Regions from separate parts of the Homo sapiens genome. Here regions 1 and 3 are each linked to region 2. Evidence: chromatin contacts called from ENCODE Hi-C or POLR2A ChIA-PET data. All regions are on one chromosome and are shown on one strand. Each heading gives the region's core, a stretch centred on a gene start or an enhancer-like site at or near the end of the contact. The rest is flanking DNA. Distances are from core to core; before and after follow the strand shown.

Region 1 (3,511 bases), core at 1,002-3,501, 130 kb before region 2:
TGGAGCTGACATTCTAGAAGGCAGGTGGATCCTAGATACAACAGATACATGACGTAATGTTATGTAGTGAGAAGTGCTAGAGATTGAGGGAGGCTACTGTTTTATTAGAAGTGACCAAGGCAGGCCTCTAAAGAGGTTGCCTTTGAGTCAAGGCCTGAAAGATAAGGAGCCAGCCGTGGAAGGCACATTCCAGGCAGGACCACAGATGCAAACCCCAAGGCTGGAGCTTCCAGAGCTTGTTCCCAGCAATTCACAGATGCCACTGTGGCAGGAGGGCAGCGGGGGAGAATGGCAGGAGATGGCATCAGAGAGGGAGCCAGGTGGACCTTAGGTTCTTTTGGTTGAAAATAACAGAAACCCACCTTAGACCCACCTAAGCCTCAAAGAATTGTGAGATGCCTCCTGAGGCCTAGGACTTGCACTGTCTCCTGGCATCAGGATCGATAGGCCTGAGGCCTAGGCGATTTTCTGTCTCCATCTCCCATCTCTGTCTCTTCTTTATCTCTGCTTTCTTCTCTCTTTGGGTTTCTCCAGGCATTTGGCCACCTCATTGCTCCTTCTTTTATGGGATTTCCAGGTCGCAACCACAGATGGTCACCTCTCATCCAGTGAGCTATGGCTGGAGAATAAGCATGGCCATCCCACCCGTGCCTGTGTACATGCACAGTTTTCATTCAAAGGGGACTATAAGGCCAGGCACAGTGACTCACACCTGTAATTTCAGCACTTTGGGAGGCTGAGGTGGGCGGCTAACCTGAGGTCAGGAGTTCAAGACCAGCCTGGCCAACATGGTGAAACCCCATCTCTACTAAAAATACAAAATTAGCCAGGTGTGGTGGCGCACGCCTGTAATCCCAGCTATTCCGGAGATTGAGGCAGGAGAATCGCTTGAACCTGGGAAGCGGAGGTTGCGGTAAGCTGAGATCCCGCCATTGCACTCCAGCCTGGGAGACGAGAGAAACTCTGTCTCAAAAAAAAAAAAAGTTGGAGAGGGGACTCTAGGAAGCCTGAAAGACCCACTCCCCTGCTGTCCTGGCCTAGGGTACATTTCCCTTTTCTCATATGAAGCAACATCATATCATGGTTAAGAACATGGCCACATTGGCCGGGTGCAGTGGCTCACGCCTTTAATCCCAGCACTTTGGGAGGCCAAGGCAGGCGGATCACAAGGTCAAGAGATTGAAACCATCCTGGCCAAAATGGTGAAACCCTGTCTCTACTAAAAATACAAAAATTACCTGGGCGTGGTGGTGCATGCCTGTAGTCCCAGCTACTCGGGAGGCTGAGGCAGGAGAATCGCTTGAACCCGGGAGGCAGAGGTTGCAGTGAGCCAAGATGGCGCCATTGCACTCCAACCTGGGCGATGGAGCCAGACTGTGTCTCAAAAAAAAAAAAAAAAAAAAAAAAGAGTGTGACCACATTGTCTGGATTCAGAGCTCTGCCACTTGCTAGCTGTGTGACCTTGGACTCATCACCTCACTCTTGGGGCTGCAGTTTTCTCACCTGTAAAATGAGGATGCTAAAGCCTTTTACTTCAGGGTGTGGTTCAGAGCATTAGACAAACTTAGGTAAAGGACTCAGTCTGAGCCTGATACACAGTAAGCACTCAAAGTATTAGTTTTCATCATCATCGTTGTCATCCTTACTTTTCCTTCCTGAGGCCGGATGGTGCTCTACAGTTCAAGATAGGACTTGGGAATAAAGAGCGTAGGATTGATCTCAGCTCTGTGACCTTGCCCAAGTGAGTAACAGCTTTGGTTTCTTCATCTGCGTAGTAAGGACAAGAAAGAGCTTACAGGGCTCGATCATTGGATGTACGTTTGTCGTCTGAGATTTGGGGCGACTGGAAATTCAAGAGATCCCAAGTTCCCTGCTCAGTGCAGCCCCAGCTCCTGATCACACTTGAACGCGAGCTGATGGCGGGCTTGGTTCTAGGGCCTGCCTCGCCTCTGTCATGAAGGCTGCGCGGGGCCCTTCTGTGCCGAGACTGGCGCTTGCTCCCCACAAGCCCGTCTGCTGCTCCCTCCGCTGCGAGCCCTCCCAGGTCTGATCCGCCTGTCCCCAGTACCCCGGCATGCGGCACTTTTCCTTCTTCTCTTGTGAAAGGCAGATCTGGAAGAAGCTTCTGGGGAAATGCTGTGTTTGTGTCTGGTTATATCTATTCCCCAGACGGTGATTCTTAAACCTGGCTGTGGGTTGGCATCACCTGGGGAATCTTGGTAACAGTTGGGATTCTCTGGCTTCACTCCTGGAGCATCTGCTCCCGCAGGTGGAGAGGAAGATCATCTGCTGGTTTGGCCGCCCTACAACCATTCACCATTCTTTTGGGGTTTTCCTGTTGGGAACTGCTCTTCCTCCATCCCGTCCGTTCACTTACTGAGACCGCTGTGTGCAATTTATTATTTACCCCAGGCACTGGGGATATGGCAGGGAATCTGGAATATGCCCTTGAAACTGGAATTGTGTCTGTCCGTTAGATCACAGTACCGTAAGGCTGTCACTTTCTGATTTTTATAATTGTACTGTGATCCAGAGATTCTTCTTAGGAAATACCCACATCTTGAGGGGTTACAAACAAGAGCAAATTAACTGGAAAAGGGAAGCAAACCAGTGTTGGCTGAACAAACATGAAAATGACTACAATGTTTATCTTCAGTTTTGGGAGAATTGTCATGAAGACTCAACCACAGTGTCATCCTTTGTACAGAATAGGATTCTAATCAGGAGACCAGTGCTCATGTGCACAGCTTTGAGTGTGAAGATCTAAAAATTTTAGTTGGTAGGATGATTACAGATTATTTTCATCTTCCTCTTTACAGATTATTTTCATCTTCCTCTTTAAACTTTTGTATATTTTTCACATTTTCTAGAAGGAAGTTTTAGAAACAGAAGTGGGAAAAAAAACAACTTAAAAAAAGCCCCGGGCCAGGCGCAGCGGCTCACACCTGTAATCCCAGCACTTTGGGAGGCTGAGGTGGGCGGATCACGAGGTCAGGAAATAGAGACTATCCTGGCCAACACAGTGAAACCCCGTCTCTACTAAAATGCAAAAAATTAGCCGGGCATGGTGGCGGGCGCCTGTAGTCCCAGCTACTCGGGAGGCTGAGGCAGGGGAATCACTTGAACCCAGGAGGCGGAGGCTGCAGTGAGCCGAGATCACACCACTGCACTCCAGCCTGGCGACAGAGCAAGACTGTCTCAAAAAAAAAAAAAAAAAAAAAAAGCCCCACTGTTGTGGAATGTCCTGGTCTACCTGGTTTGGACTTAGAAATGCCTTAGGAGTAGCCTGGGCAGTTCAGGTCATTCCTTATCTTCCTGCCATAGGGATTGGTTCAAGGAAGGGAGGAGGTGAGTCAGTCCAATCAGAATTAAGACAGGTCTTTCTCTGGAGCTCCCAGGAAAGAAGAGGAGCTTTCTTCCTATGGAGGTGCCAAGTTGTAGAGTGTAAGCTTAATGCTGCTGGGGGCCTGGGGACCATCTTTGCTCAGAGGGTCGAGTGGAAAGGAGATGG
Region 2 (3,581 bases), core at 1,059-3,558:
CAATCCACTTACCTCGGCCTCCCAAAGTGCTGGGGTTATAGGCATGAGCCACTGCGCCTGGCCAATATTTTTGCTTTTCCAATTGGGAAATGTTACATGCAACTCTAGATTTCTGATTTCTGTTGGAAAATCAGATGATCTGACATCCATACTCCCGCAAGCCTTGATTGTCAGAAGATGCCCTGCCATCCAGGTCAGTGCAGGCTCCTCTTGGCCTCTCTCCTGTCTCCCTTAGGCAACTCGACCCTGAGGGCTTTCCAGCTTCCTCTCTCTTCTGTAGCCCATCCCTGTGCTGCCTCCCGGCAACATCTTCAGGATCGTTTGTGTTCTCGTGGGGCACCAGGAAGAGGGGCTCCCCCTTGCTCCCCACTCTCCACCTGCCCTCTTCTGGTGCTCACTTTTTCAGAGGCTTCAGGCTCCCCTTGCTATTTGCTCCTTGAATCTGCTTTGAGCTTCCCTTGTGATCTCTGCCAGTGCGCTCCATAACTGGGCATAAATTAGGAAAAGCCCCCCTACACATGCGCATACATGCACACACACACACACACACACACACACACACAGGCACACAGACATGCACACACACACACAGGCACACAGACATGCACACACACACAGACGCACACAGACACGCACACACACAGACACGCACACAGACATACACAGAGACACGCACACACACACAGACACACACACACAGACACATACACGCAGAAGAGGCCTGCTACTTTCTCACACAGGAAGCTCCAATAGCCATTGATCAAGAACGGCTGCATCCAGCTCTAGATTCCCAGGGAAAGAAAAGTTAGAGGTCACCTTGAACCAAGTGCGTGGCCCAAAGCAGCACTCCACTGCCCTGAGCAAAATCAGTTCCGTTGGCAGGAGGGAGCGGGCACGGCTGCTGGGCAGTCAACAGCTTCCATCACAGACGGCGACCCACTTTCCCCTTCCTCTCCAGCAGGATTTTCATCTTCTAGAAGTTCAAGGTGGAGACAAAGGGAAGTGACCCCGCAGGGTGTTTTATATGCTGGACAGAAGCACAGACTCCCTTCCCCAGGGGCCTGCAAATCAGGAGGTACTTACACCTCCAATTAGGCAGAGGCCATCTGTTCACTCATATGTATAATACTAAACGAACGTCCTGGACGTTCTAGATGGCTCACGCCTGTAATCCCAGCACTTTGGGAGGCCAAGGCAGGCGGATCATGAGGTCAGGAGATCGAGACCATCCTGGCTAACACGGTGAAACCCTGTCTCTACTAAAAATACAAAAAAATTAGCCAGGTATGGTGGCAGGCACCTGTAGTCCCAGCTACTCAGGAGGCTGAGGCAGGAGAATGGCGTGAACCCAGGAGGCGGAGCTTGCAGTGAGCCGAGATCGCGCCACTGTACTCCAGCCTGGGCAACAGAGCGAGACTCCGTCTCAACTGTTCTAGGCACTGGGAATGCATCAGTGAACAACACAGACATCCCTGCCATTCTGGAGCCAACATTTGAGTGGTGGACCTAGCCAGTAGACAGAACGAACAACTGCTAAGAAAAATTGGAAGAAAGTAGAGTGGGTAATTAAGAAAGGCTTCCAGAAGACCGGGCTTCTCTGTCTCTATAGGGTGATTTGGGAAGGTTTTTGTGTTTGTTTTTGTTTTTGGGGATTTTTTTTTTTTTTTGAGATAGGATCTCGCTTTGTTGCCCAGGCTGGAGTGCAGTGGTGTGATCGTGGCTCATGCAATCTCAACCTCCCGGGTTCGAGTGATCCTTTTACCTCAGCCCCCTGAGTAGCTGGGACTACAGGCACATGCCACCATGCCTGGCTAATTTTTGTATTTTTAGTAGAGATGGGGTTTTGCCATGTTGGCCAGGCTGGTCTTGAGCTGCTGGGCTCAAGTGATCCACCCGCCTTGGCCTCCCAAAGTGCTGGGACTGCAGGTGTGAGCCACCGTGCCCAGCCGGAAGTCCCCATGGAAGAACTGACATCATGGGAAGGAACCAGCCCCAAGAAGGACTGAGGAAGGATATCAGATGTCCTGGATAAGGTTTGGTGCATCAGAACAGAAAAGAAGGCCAGTATGATCAGAGCTTAGTCAGGGATGGGGAGAGACATGGAAGCCAGATCCTGCGGGGCTTGTGGAGCAGGGGAAGGAGTTTGGATGGTGTTTTAATGCAGTAAGTAGTCACTGGGGAGATCTCAGTGAAAAAGTGATGGGCTCTGATTTACCCAGTCATAGTCTGCAGTAACCACATGGATTTCTAGAGACATTCCTTCTGCAGCTTTCCTCCCCAAACTCCACTGGTGCTCATGTTGACTCATCTGTCATTTTCACTTCCTTTCTGGCAGAGTAGCTGAGCTGAGCAAACAACAGAGCAGGTGGACAATAGTCTGGCCTCTGCATGAAGCCACCAGTTCACAGGAAATACAGGGGGCAGAGGAACATGTTAAGTGGCACCTCAGGGATCCTGAAAGTGGGGAAATCCACAGGACAGGTGACCCCTTTCCTTCAACAAGTAAAGAGCATCAAAATAAAGGAAGGTGGCCATTGTAGAGTAGAGGAGACTTGAGAAAATACCTGCATAAGCAGAGGATGATTTCGAACAAACCAGCTCACAAAAGACACCTGCGAGACAATGATGGGAAATGTAATGCAGGCAGGGTAGTGCATGACATTAAAGAATTCTTGTTAATGTAGATGAGTATGATAATGTTACTGTGATTTTTTTTTTTAAATCTTATGTACTAGAGATACAAGCTAAAATATTTATGGGTGAAATGACCTGATGTCTGGCCAGGTATGGTGGTTCATGCCTGTAATCCCAGCACTTTGGGAGGCTGAGGCGGGCGGGGATTGCCTGAGGCCAGGAGTTTGAGACCAGTTTGGCCAATATGACAAAACCCCGTCTCTACTAAAAATAAGAAAAATTAGCCGGGCATGGTAGCACATGCTGGAATTCCAGCTACTTGGGAGGCTGAGGCAGGAGAATCATTCGAACCTTCGAGGTGGATGTTGCAATGAGCCAAGCACATGCCACTGCACTCCAGCCTGGGTGACAGAGCGAGACTCTGTCTCAAAAAAAAAAAAAAATGATGTCTGGGGTTTACTCTAAAACATTCTATCAGAAACAAAGAAGGTCACAAGGCTGGGTGAATAGATGAAATGGGAATGGAAAATAGTTAGTGGTTGTTGGAGCTGATGGGTGACTCAGTCTCCTCTCTGCTTTTGAGTATGTTTGCAAATTTCCATAATAAAAAGATTTTTTAAATGAGTAAGGCTGTCAAGAAAAGTCACATGTCCCACTTTCTGGGAGCAGTAACACGGCCATCGCAGCTCATATTTTCCTTTTCTTCCATTTCAGCATGGCGAGGACAACATCCTTGCTGCCTCCAGCTGGCGGGCGACCACAGCTACTGCCTGCTCTGCGCTACTGAGCCACTCGGTCTGGAGCCCCCAGGACAGCACCTGCTTCCTGAGGTTGTCCTGGCTCAGCTGTGCACAGCGATGGTGGAGAACTGGACTCCACAGGCTCACAACCTTCCTGTCAGGTTTCAGGGCCCAGCATCCTTCATCCTGGGCCTGGCTGCCCTGAAC
Region 3 (3,244 bases), core at 17-2,516, 160 kb after region 2:
GGCGGGCACAGTGGGCAGCAGCGAGACTTCGTCTAAGGAAAAAAAAATTAGGTGTGATGACACGTGCCTGTAGTCCTAGTTACTTGGGAGGCTGAGGTGGGAGGATCACCTGAGCTCAGGAGTTTGAGGGTGCAGTGAGCTATGATGGTTCCACTGCACTCCAGCCTGGGCAACAGAGTGAGACCGTGTCTCAAAAAAAAGTTCTGCCCATCAACCAATGAGTGCATAAAGGAAATGTGGTACATATACAGCCGTTAAAAGGAATGAAATCATGTATTTTGCAGCCACTTGGATGGAGCTGGAGACATTATTCTTTTTTTTGTTTGTTTGAGAGGAAGGTCTTGCTCTGTGGCCCAGGCCAGAGTGCAATGGCAGGATCTCGGCTCACTGCAAACTCTTGGGCAGATCATGAGGTCAGGAGTTCGAGACCAGCCTGACCAACATGTCGAAACCCCGTCTCTACTAAAAATACAAAAATTAGCCGGGCATGGTGGCGCGTGCCTGAAATCCCAGCTACTGAGGAGGCTGAGGCAGGAGAATCGCTTGAACCCGGGAGGCGGAGATTGCATTGAGCCGAGATCATGCCACTGCACTCCAGCCTCAGTGACAGAGCGATTCTCAGTCTCAAAACAAACAAACAAACAAAAACCACTTCAAGCCGGGCATGATGCGGGTGCCTGTAGTCCCAGGTACTCAGGAGGCTGAAGCAGGTAGGATCGCTTGAACTCAGGATTTCGAGGCTGCAGTGAGCTATCATAGTGCTGCTGTGCTCCAGCCTGGGCGACAGAGCAAGACCCCTTTCTAAAAAAAAAAAAAAAAAAAAAAAAAAAAGATAAGATATGAAAACAAAACAGCCGGGTGCGGTGGCTCACGCTTGTAATCCCAGCACTTTGGGAGGCCGAGGTGAGTGGATTACCTGACGTCAGGAGTTTGAGACCAGCCTGACTAATATGGTGAAATCCCGTCTCTACTAAAAATACAAAAATTAGCCAGGCATGGTGGCGCGTGTGTAGTCCCAGCTACTCAGGAGGCTGAGGCAGGAGAATCGCTTGAACCTGGGAGGTGGAAGTTGCAGTGAGCCGAGATCGCGCCATTGCGCTCCAGCATGGGGGACAAGAGCAAAAACTCTGTCTCAAAAAACAAACAAAGAAACAAAACAGAAAAAGTAAAAAGGAGAAACGAAAATTAAAAAAAAAAAACAAAACAAAGAAATAAAATAAAATAAAACCAATTCACATAGCCACGAGGGGGCGCTGAGGCCTCACGTCCACACGTAGAGGGCTGCGGTGCTTGGAGACAACGTGGCCACCTGGGAGTACGGTTCTTGGGCAAGCGCCTACTGTGCGCCCGGCGCCGTTCTACACAGGAACACAGCGCTTTTCAAGGTAGGCGAGGAGCTAATATTCTGAAGATGGTGGTGGGGGGCGGTGAACAGACAATAGAATAGACAGACCAGAGTGTAATATTTTTTTTTTTGAGATAGGGTGTTGCTGTGTTTCCCAGGCTGGAGTGCAGTGGTGCAATCATAGCTCACTGCAGCCTCAAACTCCTGGGCTCAAGCAATACTCCCACCTCAGCCTCCAGAGTAACTAAGAACACAGGCATGCACCACCACGTCTAGCTAATTTTATTTTTTGTAGAGACAGGGTCTCCCCTGGGCTGGTCTGGAACTCCTGGCCTCAAGTGATCCTCCTACCTCGGCCACTCAACGTGCTAGGATTACAGGCATGAGCCACCACGCCTGGCCAATAAATTCTATAAAAAAATAAATAAATCAGCAGGGCACGGTGGCTCACACCTGTTATCTCAGCACTTTGGGAGGCCGAGACAGGTGGATCATGAGGTCAGGAGTTCAAGACCAGGCTGGCCAGGATGGTGAAACCCTGTCTCTACTAAAAATACAAAGAAATTAGCTGGGCGTGGTGGCAGGTGCCTATAATCCCAGCTACTCGGGAGGCTGAAGCAGAGAATTGCTTGAACCCAGGAGGTGGAGGTTGCATTGAGTAGGGATCATGCCACTGCACTCCAGCTTGGGCAACAGAGTGAGACTCCGTCTCCAAAAAAATTAAAATCAATCAATCGATCGATCGGTCAAGTGACAGGATAGTGACTGAGGGTGCTCCTTAGATTAGGTGCTGCAGAACACCTCTCTGAGATGACATCTACATGATGGTGAGGATGAGAGAAACACGGGGAGAACTGCAGGCAGAGGCAATGTGGCCACGGGTCATGGAGGGGCCGGTAGGTGGGTCTGAGGACGGGAGAGAAGCTGGTGTGGGTGAGGGTCAGACAGCAGAGGGCTGAAGGCAGGAAGGTGACAGGGCGCAGTGTGGCCAGGAGGACTACCAAGGAAAGGCTGTGAAAAGTGGTGACTGTGAAAAGTGGTGACATGAAATGTCTTCAGGATGGGTTTTAATTTTTTATTTATTTAGTTTTTTTGAGACGGAGTCTCGCTCTGTCACCCAGGCTGGAATGCAGTGGCGCGATCTCCACTCACGGCAAGCTCCGCCTCCTGGGTTCACTCCATTCTCCTGCCTCAGCCTCCTGAGTAGCTGGGAGTACAGGCACCTGTCACCACGCCCGGCTAATTGTTTTGTATTTTTAGTAGAGGCGGGGTTTCACCTTGTTAGCCAGGATGGTCTCGATCACCTGACCTTGTGATCCGCCCGCCTCGGCCTCCCAGTGTTGGGATTACAGGCGTGAGCCACTGGGCCCTGCCTCCCCGCCCCCCGCCCCGAGACGGAGTCTCGCTCTGTCGCCCAGACTGGAGTGCAGTGGCATGATCTCGGCTCACTTCAACCTCTGCCTCCCAGATTCAAGCAATTCTCCTGCCTCAGCCTCTGGAATGGTTGGGACTACAGGCATGCACCACCACATCCGGCTAATTTTTTTTTTCTGTATTTTTAGTAGACACGGGGTTCCACCACATTGGCCAGGCTGGTCTCGAACTCCTGACCTCAGGTGATCCTCCTGACTCGGCCTCCCAAATTGCTGGGATGACAGGCATGAGCCAGCACACCTGGCCCAGGGTAAGTTGTTAAATGGCCGGCAAGGTGTCTCACGCCTGTCATCCCTGCACTTTGAGAGACTGAGGCGGGAGGATCACTTGAGCTCAGGAGTTTGAGAACAGCTTGACCAACATAGTGAGACCTCATCTCTACAGAATATTTAAAAATTATCTGGGCATAGTGGTGCACACCTATAGTCCCAGCTATGTGGGAGGCTAAGGCAGGCGGCTTGCTTG

What was found. A loop is a pair of places that touch in the nucleus more often than their neighbours do. ChIA-PET counts read pairs that join two places held with the same protein, here RNA polymerase II (POLR2A). Pooled maps may share reads with other maps.
Region 1: a loop to region 2 is called in a pooled map, with 2.4 times the contacts of the local background. The contact joins two enhancer-like sites. A Hi-C loop is called at or near these places in 3 of 50 pooled maps. POLR2A ChIA-PET finds 5 or more read pairs at or near these places in 8 of 52 experiments (A549, AG04449, B cell and 5 more).
Region 3: a loop to region 2 is called in a pooled map, with 3 times the contacts of the local background. The contact joins two enhancer-like sites. A Hi-C loop is called at or near these places in 3 of 50 pooled maps. POLR2A ChIA-PET finds 5 or more read pairs at or near these places in 4 of 52 experiments (B cell, K562 and WTC11).

Annotation. Positions count from the first base shown.
Region 1 is chr19:37,948,694-37,952,204 of GRCh38, forward strand. All of the region lies in intron 1 of SIPA1L3 (signal induced proliferation associated 1 like 3), which reads left to right. Among named protein-coding and RNA genes, the nearest start is that of SIPA1L3, 43 kb to the left of the region's middle. Within about 2 kb of position 2,252, at least 3 of the 41 ENCODE cell types and tissues checked have a DNase peak (open chromatin) inside an H3K27ac peak, as active enhancers do; they include B cell, where a contact is called at or near this core.
Region 2 is chr19:38,077,908-38,081,488 of GRCh38, forward strand. SIPA1L3 (signal induced proliferation associated 1 like 3) reads left to right here. Exons shown (of 22, transcript NM_015073.3): 3 at 3,349-3,581. Among named protein-coding and RNA genes, the nearest start is that of SNORD152, 83 kb to the right of the region's middle. RefSeq lists an enhancer at 3,539-3,581. Within about 2 kb of position 2,309, at least 7 of the 41 ENCODE cell types and tissues checked have a DNase peak (open chromatin) inside an H3K27ac peak, as active enhancers do; they include B cell, where a contact is called at or near this core.
Region 3 is chr19:38,242,750-38,245,993 of GRCh38, forward strand. No RefSeq gene overlaps it. Among named protein-coding and RNA genes, the nearest start is that of PPP1R14A, 12 kb to the right of the region's middle. RefSeq lists an enhancer at 1,495-2,371. Within about 2 kb of position 1,267, at least 5 of the 41 ENCODE cell types and tissues checked have a DNase peak (open chromatin) inside an H3K27ac peak, as active enhancers do.